4 separate regions of the Homo sapiens genome follow, and regions 1, 2 and 3 are each linked to region 4. The links are chromatin loops, found by intact Hi-C in ENCODE. Cell type or tissue: A673. All regions are shown on one strand. Region 1 has its middle 150 kb from the start of DKK2. Region 2 has its middle 18 kb from the start of PAPSS1. Region 3 has its middle 58 kb from the start of DKK2. Region 4 has its middle 200 kb from the start of PAPSS1.

Region 1 (5,000 bases), 340 kb before region 4:
TACATGCAAAAACATGGGTGAATCTCAAAAAAATAAGCCAGATCCAAAAGGCAACACAGTATGTGATTATATTTACATGACATAGAAAAGTCAAAACTATATTCAGGAATTCAATTGGTAGTTGCTAGGGGACAGGTGTAGAAGAAGGAAACTGACTACAAAGGAGAACAAGGAAACTTTTAGGGGTGAGGAAAATATTCAATTTTTTATTGTGGTAGCAAACAGAGTATACATGACTGAATACATTTATCAAAACCCATCAAACTGTACACTTTAAACTGTGAATTTTACTGTATGTAAAGTATACTTCAACAAACCTGACTTCAGTTCGGAAACCAAAAAGAGAATATGAAAAATTGAAAAGAGTAACAAGAAGCCTAGGAATAACCCCCACAGCCCTAAACCACTCCAGAAAGGCAGATTGGGTAGCATTAGTCCTGAGAGGGTTACTGACTCATTCAACATTCACGTGCCATTTAATCTGTAGTTGTTGGTCATATACAAATGCATGGCCCAATCTCTCAAGAAGCTCAGTGCCTAGTGGAGTAGAATCGCTATATCAGTGCACCCAGAATTCTACAGAAGTGTAAAGTATGATAACAAAAATAACATGCTTGTCTAACATTTCACCTTCCAAAGCTTCCCTCCCCATATTTTGGATGAGGAAAAATCACTGCAATTTAATATTCAAAGATGCTATGGACTGAACTGTGTCCCCCTCAAATTCATATGCTGAAGCCCTTACCTCCAATGTGATGGTATTTGGAAACGGGTCCTTGGGAGGTAAAGTTCAGATGAGGTCATGAAGGAGAGACTGTCATGATGAAATTATGTGTCCCTATTAGAAGGTGTCCCTATTAGAAGTTGTCCCTATTAGAAGGGACACCAGATAGTTTGTTTCCTCTGTTTCTCTCTTCACCATGTGAGCACACAGCAAGAAGAAACCTCAGAATGAAAGCTACCTTGCTGGTACCTTGATCTTAAACTTTCCAGCCTCCAGAGCTGTGAGAAATAAATTTCTGTTGGTTAAGCTACCCAATCTATGCTACAAGGGCCCTCAGCTTTCAGAGTTTCAGTTAACAGTAAGGAGACTTGGAGAGGCACTATAATGATCAAACACCCTAACTCAATGCCAGATCTTCTGTAACTAACACTAAACTACACTAACAAATATATTGGAGTCAGGTCACTTTCTCATTAGAATAGCAGGTTAAAATAGTAAAAATTATAAGTCATGAAATCCTGAACATATTTGATGCAAAGATGTCTGGAAGGGGAAAGAGAGTTGGTAAGAGGGAAGGGAAGAGGGCAGCAACTTTACTATGAATACCACATAAGGCAACCTAACACTTAGGGAAAAAAACATGGGCTTTGGAGAAGAGCCGACGTAGATTCAAATCCTAGCCCTTTCCCTCATAAGCTGTGTGTGATCTTGAGCAAGTTATTTAAACTCTGAAGCTGAGTCTCCTCATCAGTAAAATGGAGATAATAAGCAATTCCTACTTCAGGGGTTGCCGTGAGCATTAAATGAGATACTATATACAAGAAATACTTTACATACAGTAGGTGTTCAACAAATGTTAACAGCCTTACCTCTATAGTGAAGGCTGAACCAAGGCTGAACTTAGAAAGCCAGCTCACTGAAGTACAACTAAACAGCCAAGTGAGCTCTATCAAATAAATATAAACTGGAATCCATTTCTCAGCAGGACCTCATTCAGATAATATTTAAAATAAGTGAATTATTGAAGCTTAAAATCAAAACACAGTCCCTGTCATATTATGTGCAAATAATAAATATTTGTAGTAAAAAGAACTATAGCTAAATGATTTGATTTAAGAGGACTAATGCCTGATGATAGAATGAGAAGCCTCTGTACCAGAAAAGTGAAGAAATGTTTTAAGTTAGGTAAGAATAGAAGAACCTTATCAAAGTACCTCAAATACCACCACCTTATTCTCTACCTTTACTCACCCTACTTATTGATTGATGCCGATTATAACATTTTGAAAAAGGAGAAAGTGGGAAAACCTAAAGACCACTGAGATATTCTATAGAGCAAAAACTTGTTAATTTCTGAAACAGTTGATCTATATAACCAGGAATGGAAATAATACTAAATAATACTTGAAAATATAATTATCATTTTGAATTATTCCTAATAGAGCCTGCATAGAATACACAATCCATAATGACCCAGAGTCCATTAGTCTCAACTAACAGCACAAAGAAATTTCAAATACTCTTTTAACGCTGGTCTTCAGGAGTCCAAAGGCCGTTGTATTAGATTCACTCTGTGAATGGTAAGCACTGACCTCTAGTGGCAAGCATGATTAATCACAGCTCTGTCCTTCAGTGACCCCAGGGAAAACACCCACACCAAGGTAGAGGCTTCCTTACGGAATACAGTTTTGGAGGCTGGCAATGTCAAATGAGATCAAATTTATACCTCTTTAAAAAAAAACCATGAGCACTTCTCCTACCTCCTGATGGAAATCCCAAAGGGGTGATGTGTTGAGTTTGATAGAAATACTCTAAGAAACTGAGAATAAAGACTCTGGCCTTTCTAATATTTAGAATTTGGATGTATGACCTCATGAGCCCACCACACAGACATGAAAAGCAGTGGAGACTCAATGATCATACATATGCCTCTGTTTACTCCTTTATAATATTCCATGAGGAGCTTCTAAAGACACTGGTCAATTAAAAACAGGGCTAGAAACTCCTCTATGCAGAAAAATGATTGACTTTTGGGAAAGTACAGAAAAAACAAAAGACAGTATCCACCCTCAAGTACATCAGAAATTAATAGAGCAGAGAGGATGCAAGTTAATTTGTTTTTCTACCTCTGTAGAAGAATCAAACACTCAAGCAATGGCAAATTTAAAAATACGGGGAAGGAGACAAAAAGCAGAAGAGATACATCAAGTGACTATAAATTTATGGGTTTTAATTTTCTTAAAAAAAGGGGGTAGAAGTGATCTTAAAGATAAATTATGTATTCCAATTCTATCATTTATAAAGAGAGGGATTGAGGTCCCAAATCAAAAAGCAGAAAACCGAAATTCAAAACCCCACATCAGACCACATGACCTACCTTTAAGAACTAAACTTTTGTTCAATTTGGACTTTGAAAGAAATCTGGAATATAAAATAGATTATTTGAAAGGAAACTTTTTCTCCTCTAGCTACACTTGGAGATAAGCTCAATGAATGAAATACGCATTTACCATTGCCTAATGCAAATGGATAAAGAATGAAGGTGATACTGGATAATTTGGTATGCTTTTATTTCATCTTGTACGTTAAGTTCAATTTTATACCTCCAAAATGATTCCAAATATATCTCATTTAAGGTACAATATTCTGTCTTTCATTTTTCTTTTGCATATAAATATCAGCCAAATTCAAATTACTTCTAGTAGATATTTCCCCTTCTCTTTTTCTTTCCCTCATTAACAACATTTGCTTCTCTGTTTTCACTCCAGGCAGCAAAGCTGAATAGATTGTTTAATACTATTTTCCTAGAACATCTAAAAGTAAGAAAGAAGAGAGTAGAAATCTGTGGAAAAATCTTTTCTTCAAGATTTCCATGTAGGGGTTTCAGATTGTTTGGATGAGTTTCAAATAAACATCCCTCTTCTTAGTGTAGTTTGATGCATATTTTTAGCCTCCAGAGGGGAACACTGATCTGCTAAAATTGTCATATTTCAGCTAAATTATAATTTGCTAATCCCTTAAGGCTACCGGACAGGCTCCATGTCTATTCAGACAGGCTTTAATATAAATAATGTTTTAAACAAAGTTGATAAAAGTTTATTTTGGGAAAAGTAAAATGGCATAGAGTAGAGGTATGACTCATCCAATACTCCCCTTCTACTTCATGATGTAGGAATAAAATACATTATACTATGTAATAAACTCTGTTGTTAAACATATATTTAGGGGCTAAATTCAGGGATAATTTATTATGAGTAATAAAAGGTTACCATATAGACACAAAAGAACTTTTATTTTTAAAGATATAGAAAATTGTGAATACAACTCTCTCTATATAACACACACTATTATAAATGCATAATAAAAAACCCTACTGAACATAATTTATTCATTTTTGATGACTGATTCGGATTTTGCCATGTTTCAGTATTACTCTGTGAATATCAATTACCATTGGACATGGACTCAAATGTTGGTTTAAACAGGTATTATTAACATAATATTAGACAAATAACCATCAGACTTGATAAGTTTAGCTCCCACTGGGAAGAGAGTTTTACTTGTGATTCTATCACTCAAAGTAGCACAGGATGAAGCAGGATGTTAAACTTGGCTTTGCAAGAGAGCCTAAAACCACACAGCAACTTCTGCACAAAAACTTTGTGAATGAAATGTTCACATTTTTTACTATGAGAATTTTCCTTGTTTTGACACTCATTTCACTTCTAGAAATCTCCCCTAAGAACATTATCCTGCAAACAAATATGTATGAAGATAATCATTTCAACATTATTTAAAATGCCAAAATAATTGGATGAAGCTAAATGTTCAACATGAGGAACCGTTAAATTCAATAGTGTATAGTTGTATGATGAACTCTTCTATGCCATTACAGATTATGTTCCATGAAGTTTAAAAAACATGAGAAAAGACTCATATCAAACCGCAATGAGATACCATCTCACACCAGTCAGAATGACTATGATTAAAAATACAAAAAATAACAGACGTTGGCAAGGTTGCACAGAAAAGGGAATGCTTATATATCATTGGTGGGAAAGTAAATTAACTCAGCCATAGTGGAAAGCAGTTTGGAGGTTTCTCAAAGAACTTAAAACAGAACTATTATTCAACCCAGCAATCTCATTACTGGGTATATTCCTAAAGGATAAATTGTTCTACCAAAAAGACACAGGCACTTGTATGTTCATCACAGCACTATTCACAACAGCAAAGTCATGGAGTCAACCTAGATGCCCATCAATGGTGGATTGGA
Region 2 (5,000 bases), 220 kb after region 4:
GGGCACTGGAAGAGAGACTGCCCCAAGTTAACTCAGAAGGAACCCAGGTCACTTATGGCTGTCAAGCCCAAAAATGAATCCGAGGAAGATTGAGGGTGCCCAAGACTCCCAGCAGCTCCAACTCTAACTGACATCAAAATTTCCCCAAAGGAGCCTTGGTTAAAGTTGATACTGGTGCTAGTTATTCAGTAGTTAATACACCAATAACTGAGCTTTCTGATACTTTCTGTCAGTATAGTCAGCGTAAGTGGGCAATTGAAATCAGAACAGTTCCTGCAACCCCTTTCATGTAAAGTGGGCAACAATTTGATAATTCACCAATTCGTTTATGTGCCAGACTGCCTGATACCTTTACTTAGCAGAGATTTACTATGCAAGTTAGAGACTCAGATCATCTTCCACCCAAGAGAAACGTCAGCTGTGTCTTCAAATGCCTCCAGAGCATGGACTGCAGCTGCAAGCACTGCTGGTGAGCACTGAGGCCCCACACCCTGAGGTAGAGGCAATTCCTCAAGAAGTCTTTGACAAGGTGAAGCCAGAGGTCTGGGCATGAGACCAACCTGAGAGGGAAATTAATGTGAGTCCAATAAAAAACAAACTGAAGGAAGGGCCCCAACCTATCCGGAAAAAAGCAATACCCCTTAAAGAAGGAAGTCTTGGAAGTTATCCAGCCAGCATTAATCTGGTTTTTGCAATATGGCTTAATAAGACCTTGTCAGTCCTCATACGATACTCCTTTCCTGCCATTAAAGAAGCCTCATTCCCATAAGTATAGGTTTGTGCAAGATCACAGAGCTATTAATGATACTGTGGAAGACATTCACCCCATCGTGGCTAACCCATACACTATGTTTGCTTCACTACCTAAGGATCACGAATGGTTTACAGTGCTAGACTTAAAGGATGCCTTCTTTTGCATACCAGTAGAAATAGAAAGCCAACTATTGTTTGCTTTCGAGTGGACAGACCCTGAGACAGCTGCACAGTTTCAATATTGCTGGACTGTGCTCCCTCAAGGGTTTAAAAACTCCCCAAGTATATTTGGAGAGGCTTTGATTCAAGACTTGAGAGGCTTACAATTAGAAAATGGGGTGCTACTTCAATATGTGGATGATTTATTAATTTCCAGCACCTCAAAACAAGAATGTCAAGAAAACACTGTAAAGACCCTAAACCACTTGGCAGCTTGTGAGTATAAAGTTTCAAGTAAGAAGGCCCAAATATGTAAGCAAACTATAGAATACTTAGGGTTTTTGTTACAAGAGCAGCTAGAGCCCTGACGGTGGAAAGGCTAAGTGCAATTGCCTCCATCGTGATGCCCACAACCAGGAAGCAACTAAAGGGCTTCCTAGGAATGGCAGGATTTTGTAAAATCTGGAGTCCCAATTATGGGTTAATAGTAAAGCAGCTATATCTAAAAGGAGCAGACCATGGGAAATCGAACACCAAATCACATTTGAGCAACTAAAGCATAAATTAATATCTGCTCTGGCTCCAGGACTGCCAAACCCACACAAACTTTTCCAACCTTATATGCATGAAAGACTAGGTCTAGCACTCTGGGTCTTAACACAAAAACTGGGAGAAATACTACAGCCTGTGGCCTATTTTTCAAAGCAGCTCCATACTGTGGCTAGGGGCTGGCCCCCTTGTCTTAGGGCAGTAGCCACGACCTGCTTGTTGCTCAAGGAAGCTGAGAAGCTGACTCTAGGTCAGCCCACCATGATTTCTGTGCCACACTAAGTCTTGGCGTTGTTAGAACAAAAGGTGGCTATTGGCTAACAGCGGGCAGATTGGGCCAATATCAGGCTATCCTGCTCGATGACCCTGCAGTGAAACTGCAGACCACTGGAACCTTAAACCCCACCACTTTGCTGCCACCTACTGGGGAATCAGAGGAACTAATACATGACTGCCCAGAAGTTATTGATCAAGTGTTTTCTAGTCCCCTAGATTTGAAGGACACAGCCCTCTCATGTGCAAACTGGACATTGTTCGCAAACAGGAAAAGTTTAGTCATTAATGGAAGAAGGAACGCTGCCTATGCTGTAGTGAGTCTCAGAGGGAATAGAGGCAAGAACTCTCCCAACAGGGACTTCTGCACAGAAAGCTCAGTCAATCGCCCTTACCAGAGCCTTGCAACTGTCCCAAAGTAAGAGTGCCAACATCTACACTGATTCCAAATATGCCTTCATAATAGTCCATGCACAGGGTGCTATCTGGAAAGAAAGGGGCCTACTGAAGGCTGACAATACTGAAATCAAATACGCAAAGCAAGTGTTAGAGCTACCAGAGGCAATAAAGGCCCCAAGAGAAATAGCTGTTATGCGTTGCCCAGGCCATCAGTGCAACAATTCTGAAGTAGCTAGGGGAAATGCTTTCTTAGATTGCACAGCCAGGCACCTAGCCAGCTCCAATGTTGAACTCCGGGTTCCTTTAATTCCCCAAATAGATTTGGCAGCCTTCAAACCTAGGTACAGTCTTGAGGACGAAAAGGCTACCAAGGACAAAGGGTTTATTCAGGATGAAAAATGACTGGAAATTGAATGACAAAGGCCTAATCTGGGTGTCAGAGATAAAATTTCTTTTATCCTATTCTTTCTGTTTACACCTAGTATTGTTTCTGCATCCACTGCTAACCTCCTTCTACAATGGGCACAGGACTATGCAGACAGCCTCCAGCATGATTCCTGTTAGGTCTGTGGCCTGTTACCCCTTTCTAGCACCACCGTGGTGGGTCTCACCTATGCAAGGGAAAGATTGGAGACATTTACAAGTCTTCCTGGATTTAAAACACTGGACCGGCTCACAAATGATGGGAGTGACTAAGGCAAATGTGTCAGAATGGCTGCACAACTTTCAATGACCCAGGACATGGGTCTTTCCTTCACCCAATACTAAAATATATTCATGATGGCACAACTTTTGGGCAAGATGCCTCATTAACTTTCATATAGAAGTATACGAAAAGGAATGAGGGCCCATTTAGAAAGTATAATCCTACGATGCCACTTTTGCACTAAAAATGAGCCCAACAACCATAATACAGGACAGCCTGGACAGCAAGGGAGAGGGAAACAACCACTAGAGAATTGGCAAATTGACTTTACTCAAATGCTACCTGCCCCAGGAGGGTACAAATATCTCCTAGTTCTGGTGGACACCTTCTCAGGCTGGGTAGAGGCATACCCATGCTGCTCTGAGTGGGCAATGGAGGTAGTTAAGGTACTGCTAAAGGAAATCATTCCTCGATATGGGTTTCCTGACATTATCCAGAGTGACAATGGACCTTCATTCACATAGGAAATCGCCCAACAAGTAAGAAAAGTGCTAGGGATAAAATGGAAGCTACACACAGCCTGGAGGCCTCAGTCCTCCAGACAAACTGAAAGAATAAATCATACCTTAAAAACAACCCTCGCCAAGCTATGTCAGGAAACACGGCTAAAGTGGCTTCAGTTGCTTGGGATTCCTCTGCTCCAGGTAAGAATAGCTCCCAGAAGTGGGATCAAATGAAGTCCCTGTGAAATCATTTTCAGGAGGCCTTTTGTAGCCAACTTGTCCCAGGTGGCTAGAATGTCTCCAGACAAGGAACTAGCTATTAAAACTTATGCCACTCACTTGGAACAAACTCTTAATCCCTTGCATAAATTTTCTTCTAACAGAAACGTCATAGACTCCGTGGAAGCCCACCACCCGTTCCAGTCTGGAGATCAAGTGCTGCAGAAAGAATGGAAGGAAGCTGGTCCTGCCCAACAACTACAAGAGAAATAGAAAGAGCCCTATGATGGGCTGTTGACTACCGACTCAGCACTGAAACTAGCAGGCATCAAACCTTGGGTTCATCATATGTGGGTAAAGAAATTCCAGTCGCCCAAGAACTCCACCACAGAAACACCTGTAGCCACTCAATGGGAGGCAGAGCCCCTAGAGGACCTAAAGTTTCTATTCAGAAAACGATAAGAATTTCTTTTATCCTATTCTTTCTCTTTATACCTAATATTGTTTCCGCACACACTGCTAACCTCTTTCTACAATGGGCACAGGACTATGCAGACAGCCTCCAGCAGGATTCCTGTTGGGTCTGTGGCCTGTTACCCCTTTCTAGCACCACAGTTTACTGTGGTGGGTCTCACCTATGCAAGGGAAATATTAGAGACATTTACAAGTCTTCCCGGATTTAAAACACTGGACTGGGTCACAAATGATGGGAGTGACTAGGGCAAATGTGTCAGAATGGCCCATAAACAACTTTAAATGACCCTTTAAATGACATGAAAAGCCATTCTTGATTAACATAACAAGAGACGAAGTTATAGCACTAGCTACTCCCTTGTTAGAACCAAAAGTGCCCATCCAAACTTTTAAACCCCAAAATGTTTGATACCAGAGTGGCTTTCTCCAAATTTGGGTTGGGCTCATATGGTTAACCACCTCTACTGGGCACTTGAGTCAACTAGCCCCCTTGTGTTGGGAACAATGAAACCACTCCCTTGACCACTGACCCAATGCCACATGGGTTATGGGATGGATTCTCCCAGATCGGTGCCAACATATTATAGCACTCCAGCAAAGGGATGTATTTGCCACAGATTGGTCTCAACGGCCCGGCCTAAAGATTGGGAGCAATGGCCCAGTATGCTCCCAACAGGACTCAATGGCTTTGTGGCACCAATTTGTGGCTGTGGCTCCCTGTGGGCTGGCTAGGACGCTGGACTCTAGGCCTCCCATAGCACAAGGTTGCTGGGTAAAAAAAAAAAAAAAAAAAAAAATCCAGCCTGTTGTCCACATATGATTAATAGGTGGACTAGGTCAGTCTTTCATTAGTATGATCATCTAGCTGCAATATTCATGCCCTCAGTAGGGCTAGGAACTGTCATATGGCACATAGAAGCCCTAGCTAACTTTACCAAAAGGGCTCTGAATGACAGCCTCCAGAGCATCTCTCTAATAAATACTGAAATGTGTCACATGCGGAAGGCTATTCTATAAAACCGAAT
Region 3 (5,000 bases), 420 kb before region 4:
GCGGTGACAAAATAATTTGTACACCAAACCCCACAGCATATAATTTACCTATATAGCAAACCTGCGTATGTACCCCTGAACTTAAAATGAAAGGGTTTTTTTTTTTTTAAGTTATCTAGAAGATCTAGCTAAGATAGTTGATGAAGATTGCTATACTAACCAACAGATTTTCAGTGTGGAAGGAATAGCCTTCTAGTGGAAGATGATGCCATCCAGGATTATCATAGCTAGGAGTCAATGCCTGGCTTCGATGCTCCAAAGGACAGTCTGACACTCGTATTAGGGGCTAATGTGGCTGGTGATTTTAATTTGAAGCCAATGTTCATATACCATTCCAAAAATACTAGGGCTCTTAAGAATTATGCTATATCTACTCTGCCTGAGATCTGTAAATGAAACAACAAAGCTTGGATGACAGAATAGCTGTTTACAGCATGGTTTACTAAGTATACTAAGCCCGCTGTTGAAACCTACTGCTCAGGAACAAAAGGTTTCTTGCAAAAGATTACTGCTCATTGACAATGCACTCGGTCACCCAAGAGCTCTGATGGAGACTTACAAGGAGATTAATGTGTGTGTGTGTGTGTTTTCCTGATAAGAAGACATCCATTCTGAAGGCCATGGATCAAGGAGTAATTCCAATTTTCAAGTATTATTTAAGAAATATATTTTGTGAATCTGTAGGTGCCGTAGAGCATGATTTCTCTGATGGATCTGGACAAAGTTGTTGTTAGCTGGTTGTTATGTAGACTTGATGCTGTAGTTGCTTAATACTGTCTGTGGGCTCTTTGCTTAAGTGTGTTTTTGTGGCAGTAGATGTTCTTTTGATTCCATGTTTAGCACTCCCTTAATGACCTCTTGTAAGGCTGCTCTAGTGGTAACAAATTTTATTCATGTTTGCTTGCCTGAGTAGGCTTTTATTTCTCTTTCACTTGTGAAGCTTATTTTGGTGGAAGGTAAAATTCTTCACTGAAATGTGTGTGTGTGTGTGTGTGTATGCTAAAAATAGGTTCCCAATCTCTTTTGGCCTGTGAGGTTCTTACTGTGAGTATAGTCAGTTGGCTTCATTTCTCAATGAACTGCCACTCTAGTGGGGTTCCCTTTATACGTGACCTGACCCTTCTCTAACCCTTCTCTCTGTCTTTAAGATTTTTTTTTCTTTTGATGTTGGTGAATCTAATGACCATGTGTTTTGAGAATGGTTGTCTTAGATAGTATCTAGCTGGTGTTCTCAGTATTTCTTGTATTCGAATGTCAACCTCTCTAGCAAGATTAGAAACATTTTTGTGAACTATATCCTCAAATATATATTTTCCAAGTTGCTTACTCTCTCTCCTTCTTTCAGGGATGCCAATAAGCTGTAGGTTTTGTTTCTTTACATAATCTCATATTTCTCAGAGGTTTTGTTCACTTTTAAAAATTCTGTTTTTCTTAATTTTTATCTAATTAAATTGATTTGAAGAAACTGGTCTTTGAACTCAGATTTTTTTCTCACCTTGGTCTATGCTGCTGTTAACACTTCTGATTGTTAGGACATTCTTTTTTTTTTTTTTTTTTTGAGATGGAGTCTCCCTCTGTCACCCAGGCTGGCGTGCAGTGGCACAGTCTCGGCTCACTGCAAGCTCCGCCTCCCGGGTTCACGCCATTCTCCTGCCTCAGCCTCCCGAGGAGCTGGGACTACAGGCACCTGCCACCATACCTGGCTAATTTTTTCTATTTTTAGTAGAGACAGGGTTTCACCGTGTTAGCCAGGATGGTCTTGATCTCCTGACCTCGTGATCCGCCCACCTCAGCCTGCCGAAGTGAGGACACTCTTTTAGTGATTTCTTTCAGTTCCAGAAATTCACTTTGGTTCTTTTTCTTTGAGACGGAGTTTTTGCTCTTGTTGCCCAGGCTGGAGTGCAATGGCACAATCTCGGCTCACCACAACCTCCACCTCCCCAGTTCAAGTGATTCTCCTGCCTCAGCCTCCCCAGTAGCTGGGATTACAGGCATGCACCACCACTCTGGCTAATTTTGTATTTTTAGTAGAGACAGGGTTTCTTCATGTTGGTCAGGCTGGTCTTGAACTCCTGACCTTAGGTGACCCATCTGCCTCAGCCTCTCAAAGTGCTAGGATTACAGGCATGAGCCATGGTGCCAGGCCTTGGTTCTTTCTTAAAATGGCTATTTCATCTTTCAGATCTTGGATCATTTTGTTGAATTCCTTGTATTCCTTGGATTGAGTTTCAACTTTCTCCTGAGTCTTGATGAGTTTCTTTGCCATTCCAAGTTCTATGTCTGTCATTTCAGTCTAGTTAAGAACCATTGCTGGGGAGCGATTGGGCTCATTTGAAGGTAAGGGAACACTCTGGCTTTTTTAATTATCAGAGTTCTTGTGCTGGTTCTTTCTCATCTAGGAGGTCTGGTGTTTAAGTTGAGTATAGTCAGTTGGCTTCATTTCTCAATGCTTTCACAGGGCCAAGGCTCTGTACAGGATTTTTATTTGTCGCTGGATTCTTGCCTTTGCTTTCACAGGGGTGAATGTTAGCAGAATATTTTTTGATGTTGTAGTCTGGTCTGAGATCCAGTAGATGGCATGGAAGAGTAACAGCTGGTAGAAAAGCTCTTAGTCATGTGGCTCTTTATTTCCTTGCATTTGCAGGCATGCTTCTTAGTGGTGGGGGAAGAGACAACTTTCTCACCAGGTCTACTTCTGGGCCTTGGGGGAATCCCCCCATCACTGGTGTTACACACACATTCTTTTTTTAGGTGTTCCAGGCCACAAGCGCTCCTAAATAGGCCATATCCTTTTTGAACTGGCCCTGCAGAGGGAGGTATGCCCCATTCCCACACAGGTACACAAACCTGTGTGTCTCATCTTTCTCAGTGTTCTGAGGGTGGGCACTCCTCCCCGAATTCAGTGCCAGCCACAGATCTAGGCTTAGCACTCTCAAGCTGTGCACCACATCCCTTGGGCACTGGGACTGGCCTGCATTTTGAGTTGGGCTCCAGCTTCACTGGGGATCTGAACTGCTCCCCAGATGCTGGGAAAGTACTCAGGTGGAGCAAAGCACTGAGACTGGGCAGCAGAAGCTGTGCTGTGCACATGCTACTGCAGGTTAGCAAGGAAGGGGCCCTCAGAGGTTTGAGTGGGCCCTCCAGAACAGACATGCCCTAGTCCTGCAGGGAAGCTGGCCCTGCCTTCTCCTGGCCCAAAAGTCAGCTGGGGCTAATCCTTCTCAAAGGGAGATGGAGAACCCTGGGGGATGGGCACCTATAACCACACTTACGCAAGCTTCTCTGAGCACAAAAGCCCATGGGCTCCACGCCAGCTGAAACCCTGTCTCTCCCTACTCTCTGGGAAGATCCCTCTGCCTGCTCAAAAGTCCGTGGGAGATGTGAGGTGCCCTATAGATAGTATCCCAGAGATCCATGGCAAGAGCAGGCTGTGCCTCAGTAGTTTACCCACCTTTTTTTCCTGGAGCCAATTTGGGGCTGGGATCTAGCCCTAGCATTTGGGCACCCTGTGCAAGGTTCCCAGATTCCTCCCTCTTCAACTTGGGAGTCTATGTTACCTCTCCATCCACTCTCAGTGTTTTCTGTCAAAAGATCTGCTCAAATTATGTCTTTTAACTCCATATTTGGTCTCTCTCAGTGGGACGGGTGCTTCCTGGATGCATCTAGTTGGCCATCTTGTTCTCCCTCCCTTATTCATTCTTGCTGATGAAGAATTAACTTCCCCTCACTCTTTGCAGCACTGTAGGACTGAGGACTCTTTAGACCACAAAGGGCAACAGCTTGACTTAAATTTATGTAGCAAAACACAGACATGTGTGTAAACACACACACACACCCACAAAGGTTTTTGTCTACTTAACTAGAAAGTCAGAAAGTACCACAACTATATTCAAGAGTTTAAGTGCCCTCAAATACTTAAACTAACTCTTATTAACTACAAGAAGACTTCATATAGTAAAAGGAGTAGCTTTCAGGAAACCCTGATACTTATCTTTGGTGAAAACAGATATGCTTCCTTAAATTTCCATCCTCCACTTCTCCCATAATAATAGAATTTTTAACTATGCATATGGTTTTCCATGTAAGGGCTACTTTCCAAAGCCTCTCTTGCAGCTTAGAGTAACTGTGTAAGTAAACAATAGCCAATATGATCTGAGCAGTAGTAACATGTACATCTCCTATTTATGCCTTTGAAGGGATGGGGTGTATCCTCCTTTTGTTCTCTTCCTTCACACTAGCTGTCATGCAGACATATGGGAGAAGCTGGAACAATTATCTTAGACCATGAGACAGAAGCTGTATGTTTAACATTTCAGGGTAACACGACAAAAAGAGCTTGAGCTCTTAATGACTTGGTTGAGGAGAGCTACCATGCAGCTCAGACTTTTACATGACACATTAATGAGCTTCTATCTTATTTAAGCTAATGCTAACTTGAGGTCTTTGTCACATCAGCTGAATCATAGTCTAACAAATGCCATACCCTTTAAACATTATTATCCAAAAGGGCAAGAATCTTCTCCTAGCTCCAACATAAAGATTCTTAGAGAACCCTGATGGCCTGCGTTTGGTCACTTGCTTACCTTTGAATCAATCAACAATAGCAAGGGAGTTAAAAAAATTATTGTCTAGATCACACACCCATTCCTGTTACCAAATGAGTGCAATATTATGATCGGTAGTCCCAATAGAGTCATATTGAATGGGCGAGCTGCCATTTCTAAAAAGAAGGATGGTGCTAAATAGTGAAAAATGAGAGATGTTTCCCTGGAGATTAGAAAACACAAGTGAGAAACTTTAATAGTAAAATATATGTTTATATATTTAAAAACACATGAGGAAAAACAACAATAAATAAAGCTTCTCTAATTAGTAGTGTCTGTCTCTCAACTACCATTACCAAAATCAAGAATAAAACAAGTCTTAAAATCTAGAACATCTCAGTATAATAACTGATGCTTTTCCTCAGAAATTGTCTTTCTCATTATCCTAGAGACTTG
Region 4 (5,000 bases):
TTTGGAATGGAAATCGTTACTCAATGCTTGTATTTCTATTGTATCTTGGAAATAACTTGTTTTTTACTTTGCAGACTCATAGGTGAAAGGGACTTGTCTTGTCTCAGATGAGACTTTGGACTTTTGAATTAATGCTGGAACAAGTTAAGATTTTGGGAAGTGTTGGGAAGACATAACTGTATTCTGCAATGTGAGAAGGTCATGTGATTTAGGGGGTCAGGGCAGAATGATATGGTTTGGAGCTGTGTCCCCACCAAATCTCATGCAAATTGTGGTTCCCAGCATTAGAGGTGGGGTCTGAGTAAGGGGTGATTGTATCGTGGGGGCAGTTTCTCATGAATAGTTTAGCACCATCCCCTATGGTACTGCCCTCATGATAGCGAGTGCATTCTCATAGGATTTGGTCATTTAAAAGTATGTGGCACCTCCCCCCTTGCTCTTTCTTGCTCCTGCCATGTAAGACACCTGCTCCTGCTTTGCCTTCCACCATGAATAAAAGCTCTCTGAGGCCTCCCCAGAAGCAGATGCTATGCTTCCTGTACAGCCTGCAGAATTGTGAGCCAATTAAACCTCTTTTCTTTATAAGTTAGTCAATCTCAGGTATTCCTTTAAGTAATGCAAGAATAGACTAATACACCAGAATAGAAAAAAAAAAAAGCTTTACAAATAATTCTATGTTGAGTATTTAATTGAACAAACAAAAAAGTAAAAAAAAGAACAACCACAAATATTACCTAATCTCTCCAGAATGGTAGAGAATCCATCCAGATACACAAGAGATATCAAGTAAATATATGTTCTGCCATAAATATTATAACCACACTCTACAAGTTGCATCAATTCAGAATCTGAGCTTATCAGTAGGTACAATTTTAGAACCAATAAAAGTCAGGAATTTAGTTTCCCTTTTCTTTGTATTGCTATAAAAACAATTTATCACAAAATGACATCATTAAAGAACCCCACTGAGTGAAAAACAGTTGTTCTCACTGGTTTTCACAGAGCTGTTGGAATGTTTATCAAGTCAAAATCTACCATCCAATCTTTCATCCACCTGAAATATGAAGTTAGAAATGTAACAAGACAAAACATTTTAATAATTACACAGCTTTTTTTTATGTTGACTTGCTCCAGAGTTAACTCCTTTGTGTCCTCTTTTTAAATTATACATACATTTCCATTGGAAATTGTATCCATCTAGTAGCTGAAACAATCATCTAAATGTTGACTAATTACAGACCTATTTCCAGAATCACATATTTAATGCCTACTAGACAACTACAAATATTCTAGGGCGGGGGGTCAGGAAACAGGAGAAAAGAGTGAACATTCATTGAGCATTTCTGTTTTGTTATTTGTTTTTTGTTTTTTTTTTGAGACAGAGTCTCACTCTGTCGCCCAGGCTGGAGTGCAGTGACGCAATCTCAGCTCACTGCAAGCTCCACCTCCCAGGTTCATGCCATTCTCCTGCCTCCGCCTCCCGAGTAGCTGGGACTACAGGCACCTGCCACCATGCCTGGCTAATTTTTTGTATTTTTAGTAGAGACGGGGTTTCACCATGTTAGCCAGGATGGTCTTGATCTCCTGACCTCGTGATCCGCCCGCCTCAGCCTCCCAAAGTGCTGGGATTACAGGCTTGAGCCACCGTGCCTGGCCTCATTGAGCATTTCTAGAGCTCCAAACACCTCAGACTTAGTTCACCATCATTTATCAACCACACATAATGCCTCCTTTTACAGATACCTACTTTATGCCTTGGATGGCATAATGCCACCCCACCACTGACACCAGAATCTGAAGAATCACCCTGTACTCCTCACTCTTACTTGACCACATACTCAACTAGTTATGAGACATTTGAGATTCTGCCTCAAAAGTATTTGTGAATATATCCTTTTTCTATATCCTTACTTCCAGTACCATAGTTGTGGCTGTTACTAGTTTTCACATGGATTTATGTAGTAACCTCTCAGCTCTCTCCCCTCCTCTTAGCTTGGTTTCAGCAGGCAGAGCTATTCAAAAACTCAAATATAATCATACCCTGCTCTTGCTTAAAATCTTTTGATGACTATTATCCTTGCAAAAGGTTTAAACTAATTTCCTGCCAGTTCCCTGTCAACACCTGTCACAGCATCAGTACTAACCCACACACATTTCCCAAGTGTGCAGCACCCAGAAAACAGTGCTCTGTGTGTCTTTTGCATGCACAGTTTAATTGTTTTAAATTGACAGATAATGTTGTACATTTTTTATCATGTACAACATGATATTTTGGAGTATATATACACTGTGGAATGGTTAACTAGCTCATTAACAAACGTATTACCTCACATAGTTATCATTTTTGTGGTGAAAGCACAGAAAATCCACTCTTTTTATATTTTTCAAGAGTATAAAAGATCATCATTAACTATAGTCACCTTGCTGTAGAGTAGATCTCTTGACATTTATTCCTATCTAACTGTAATTACGTATGCTTGTTTTATGGCTCCAGAAAACTCTGTCCTCTCCTCACCTTTTCAAGAGCCCCTTCTCAGTGCCAGTGTAGACCTAATATGCTGTGTTCTTCTCCTCAAGGTTGTCTTTTCTGGCCTTTTACTTTGTGAACTCCTTGAATCAGACTCCGTCTTCCACCCCTTTGTCCTTGGCATCTAGCACAGTGTCTGCAACTCAATAGGCTTAGAAGAATATGTTCGAACAAATAATAGTGCCCAAAATTCCTTTACCTATCTCTAACAAGCCTGTTATGTAAGGAACCATGACACATTTGAGAAGTAACAAGGTGCTTGGGGCAAAGTATCACCTGGGATGCAAGTACATGCTGTGTTCCTTATTGAAGCTTTGCCAGGCACTGGTTAATGCATGGATAAAAAATTTTTCCTCATCTCTTCTGCAAGCATATCTTTAATTAAAAGACTAACCTGATTAACCAAAATAGATGAGTTTTACATGTAAGCAAAGGGTGCCTTTTTGGTGAGAATGACTAAAGGAGACTTTTTAAAATAACACAAATTTTGAAGGTAATCATACAGAAGACAGTGGCAAAACTCAAAGTACAAACGGGTATTTCATTCTCTAGACCACACTGCCTCCCTGTGGGAGGTTTTTTGGGCAAGGATGTACCTAAAGGAAAGTAAATCCAGTTTTGCACAATTGTAAAGTAGTGGTAGCTAGAGTTTATATAATTTTATACCAGAAGTCCACTCCCAAATATTGGGTTATAAATTGTGCTAGTTGAGTGATTTATTTTCTGAAAGACTTATGCCCATATTTTTGGATTTGGAATAGAAACATTTGTGTTCTTTTAAAAATAAGTAGTCCTGGGAATGATTTTTCCAAATGCCAAGACCAAAAAATGACATAACCACAATCTAATTATTTTGTTTTTACTACTTTGAATAATTATACTTTAAAGGTCTTAATAATTTGATTTACTTATGAGAAATATAAGACCCTAAGATCCCTAAAAATCAAGAATGGCAAAATGAAGATCTATTTGCTGTGTACCCACCACAACATTTTTTACTTAGTTTTTATATTATTTAATGACATATATCAAAAAATCAATATAGTCATTGAAATTAATGACTGCTCCCAGCCTATAGATTCCTCCTGAAGTAGAGCGTACACAAACCAAAAATATCAGATGCACTTCTGAAAGTTAAAATGATATAGTCAGTTTAAAAACATTTCAAGAATCATTTTTCATTTACCTTACAGAAAGTAATTTGTAGAATGCTACCTTTAGGCCAGGCATGGTGGCTCATGTAATCCCAGCACTTTGGGAGGCCGAGGCAGGCAGATCACGTGGTCAGGAGTTAGAGACCAGTCTGGCCAACATAGTGAAACCCCATCTCTACTAAAAATACAAAAAATTAGCCAGGTGTGGTGGTGTGTGCCTGTAATCCCAGCTACTCTGGAGGCTGAGACAGGAGAATTGTGTGAACCCAGGAGATTGGAGGTTGGAGGTTGCAGTGAGCCGAGATCGCACCATTGCACTCCAGCCTGGATGACAGTGCTAGACTCCGTCTCAAAAAAAAAAAAAAAAAAATGCTACCTTTGAAAAGAAAATGAATGTATATTTTAAGCATGATATACATTTTTTTCATGATTTCGGGATTAATTTCTTTAAATTTGCCCCAAGTTTCTAATAGTATGTAGCATTATTCAAAGGCAGAAAATGGACTTAGTTGTCTGTTTCTACAAAAGGCTTTGAGCAATTTCCAGAAATGAAATAATTGCTCATGATCTACCTTAATGCATATATTTGAAGACCCTGCTTTTAAATTTCCGGAATCTCAGAAGTATTCAAATTCATTACTTGTCTATTTCCTGACCAGTTCCCTTTGAAGTCGTTCTGGAGTCCATGCTATTATTTGAAATGCCTGGCCGTCGGTAAATAGTTGCTATTTCCTTGATGTCAGTGAAGCTGCTTTCTTTTCTGTGACCTTTACCTACGGTACCTCTTGCAGAGGCCACATATGTATTTACATGTCTGTGCGCTCTGGTCCATACATATGGTCCTTGTTAGATGCTTTTACTGCTTTACCTCAATAAGAAAGGAAGTATATTCACGATATTGACTCTTCACTGAATCTACATTTCTGTTTTCTCCAAGGGTCAAGTTGTCTTATTTACTACACACATACAAATAAAAGCTTAAGCAACTTTATTTTTAATAATGGACAATGAAAGTACACATGCCATCCATATGACAAGGACATGATTTCTGTCTTTCTGTACTGGTATTATTATATACTTCAGAGTTTAACAAAGACGATAGTGTGTGTAATGTTTTTCTTATGAGCAGAGACATGAATTTGGGACATAGCAAGAGAAAGGTAGCCTAAGGGAAAGATTAGAGGAAAAGAGAAGAGCTGAGGGATATGCCTGGCTCCCTCTCAAAGGAAGAAGCACACACCTTCATGTCACAAATTTAGGCCAAAGGGGAAAAATAGATTGTCATAAAGGGAAACGGGAAACAGGATGTAAAGCAAGAA

Evidence for each region. Hi-C counts contacts between places; a loop is a spot of excess contacts. Peaks named below come from ENCODE experiments on the same cell type or tissue, not always from the same donor. Only the 100,000 strongest peaks of a DNase experiment are listed, where the experiment ranks them.
Region 1: it touches region 4 in a loop (5-fold over the local background); 10 of 110 quality-filtered maps call a loop at or near these places.
Region 2: it touches region 4 in a loop (3-fold over the local background); 3 of 110 quality-filtered maps call a loop at or near these places.
Region 3: a loop joins it to region 4, with 9 times the contacts of the local background. A loop is called at or near these places in 5 of 110 quality-filtered maps.

The regions. Positions count from the first base shown.
Region 1 is chr4:107,181,037-107,186,036 of GRCh38, forward strand. No RefSeq gene overlaps it. Among named protein-coding and RNA genes, the nearest start is that of DKK2, 150 kb to the left of the region's middle. RefSeq lists a silencer at 2,096-2,390. In A673, a CTCF peak has its summit at 2,320 (motif pointing left); a DNase peak (open chromatin) is centred at 2,315; H3K27ac peaks cover 927 bases.
Region 2 is chr4:107,735,306-107,740,305 of GRCh38, forward strand. No RefSeq gene overlaps it. Among named protein-coding and RNA genes, the nearest start is that of PAPSS1, 18 kb to the left of the region's middle. In A673, a CTCF peak has its summit at 1,905 (motif pointing left); a DNase peak (open chromatin) is centred at 1,856.
Region 3 is chr4:107,091,903-107,096,902 of GRCh38, forward strand. No RefSeq gene overlaps it. Among named protein-coding and RNA genes, the nearest start is that of DKK2, 58 kb to the left of the region's middle. In A673, a CTCF peak has its summit at 2,561 (motif pointing right); DNase peaks (open chromatin) are centred at 2,589 and 3,269; H3K27ac peaks cover 1,390 bases.
Region 4 is chr4:107,516,149-107,521,148 of GRCh38, forward strand. No RefSeq gene overlaps it. Among named protein-coding and RNA genes, the nearest start is that of PAPSS1, 200 kb to the right of the region's middle. In A673, a CTCF peak has its summit at 3,117; a DNase peak (open chromatin) is centred at 3,093; H3K27ac peaks cover 1,504 bases.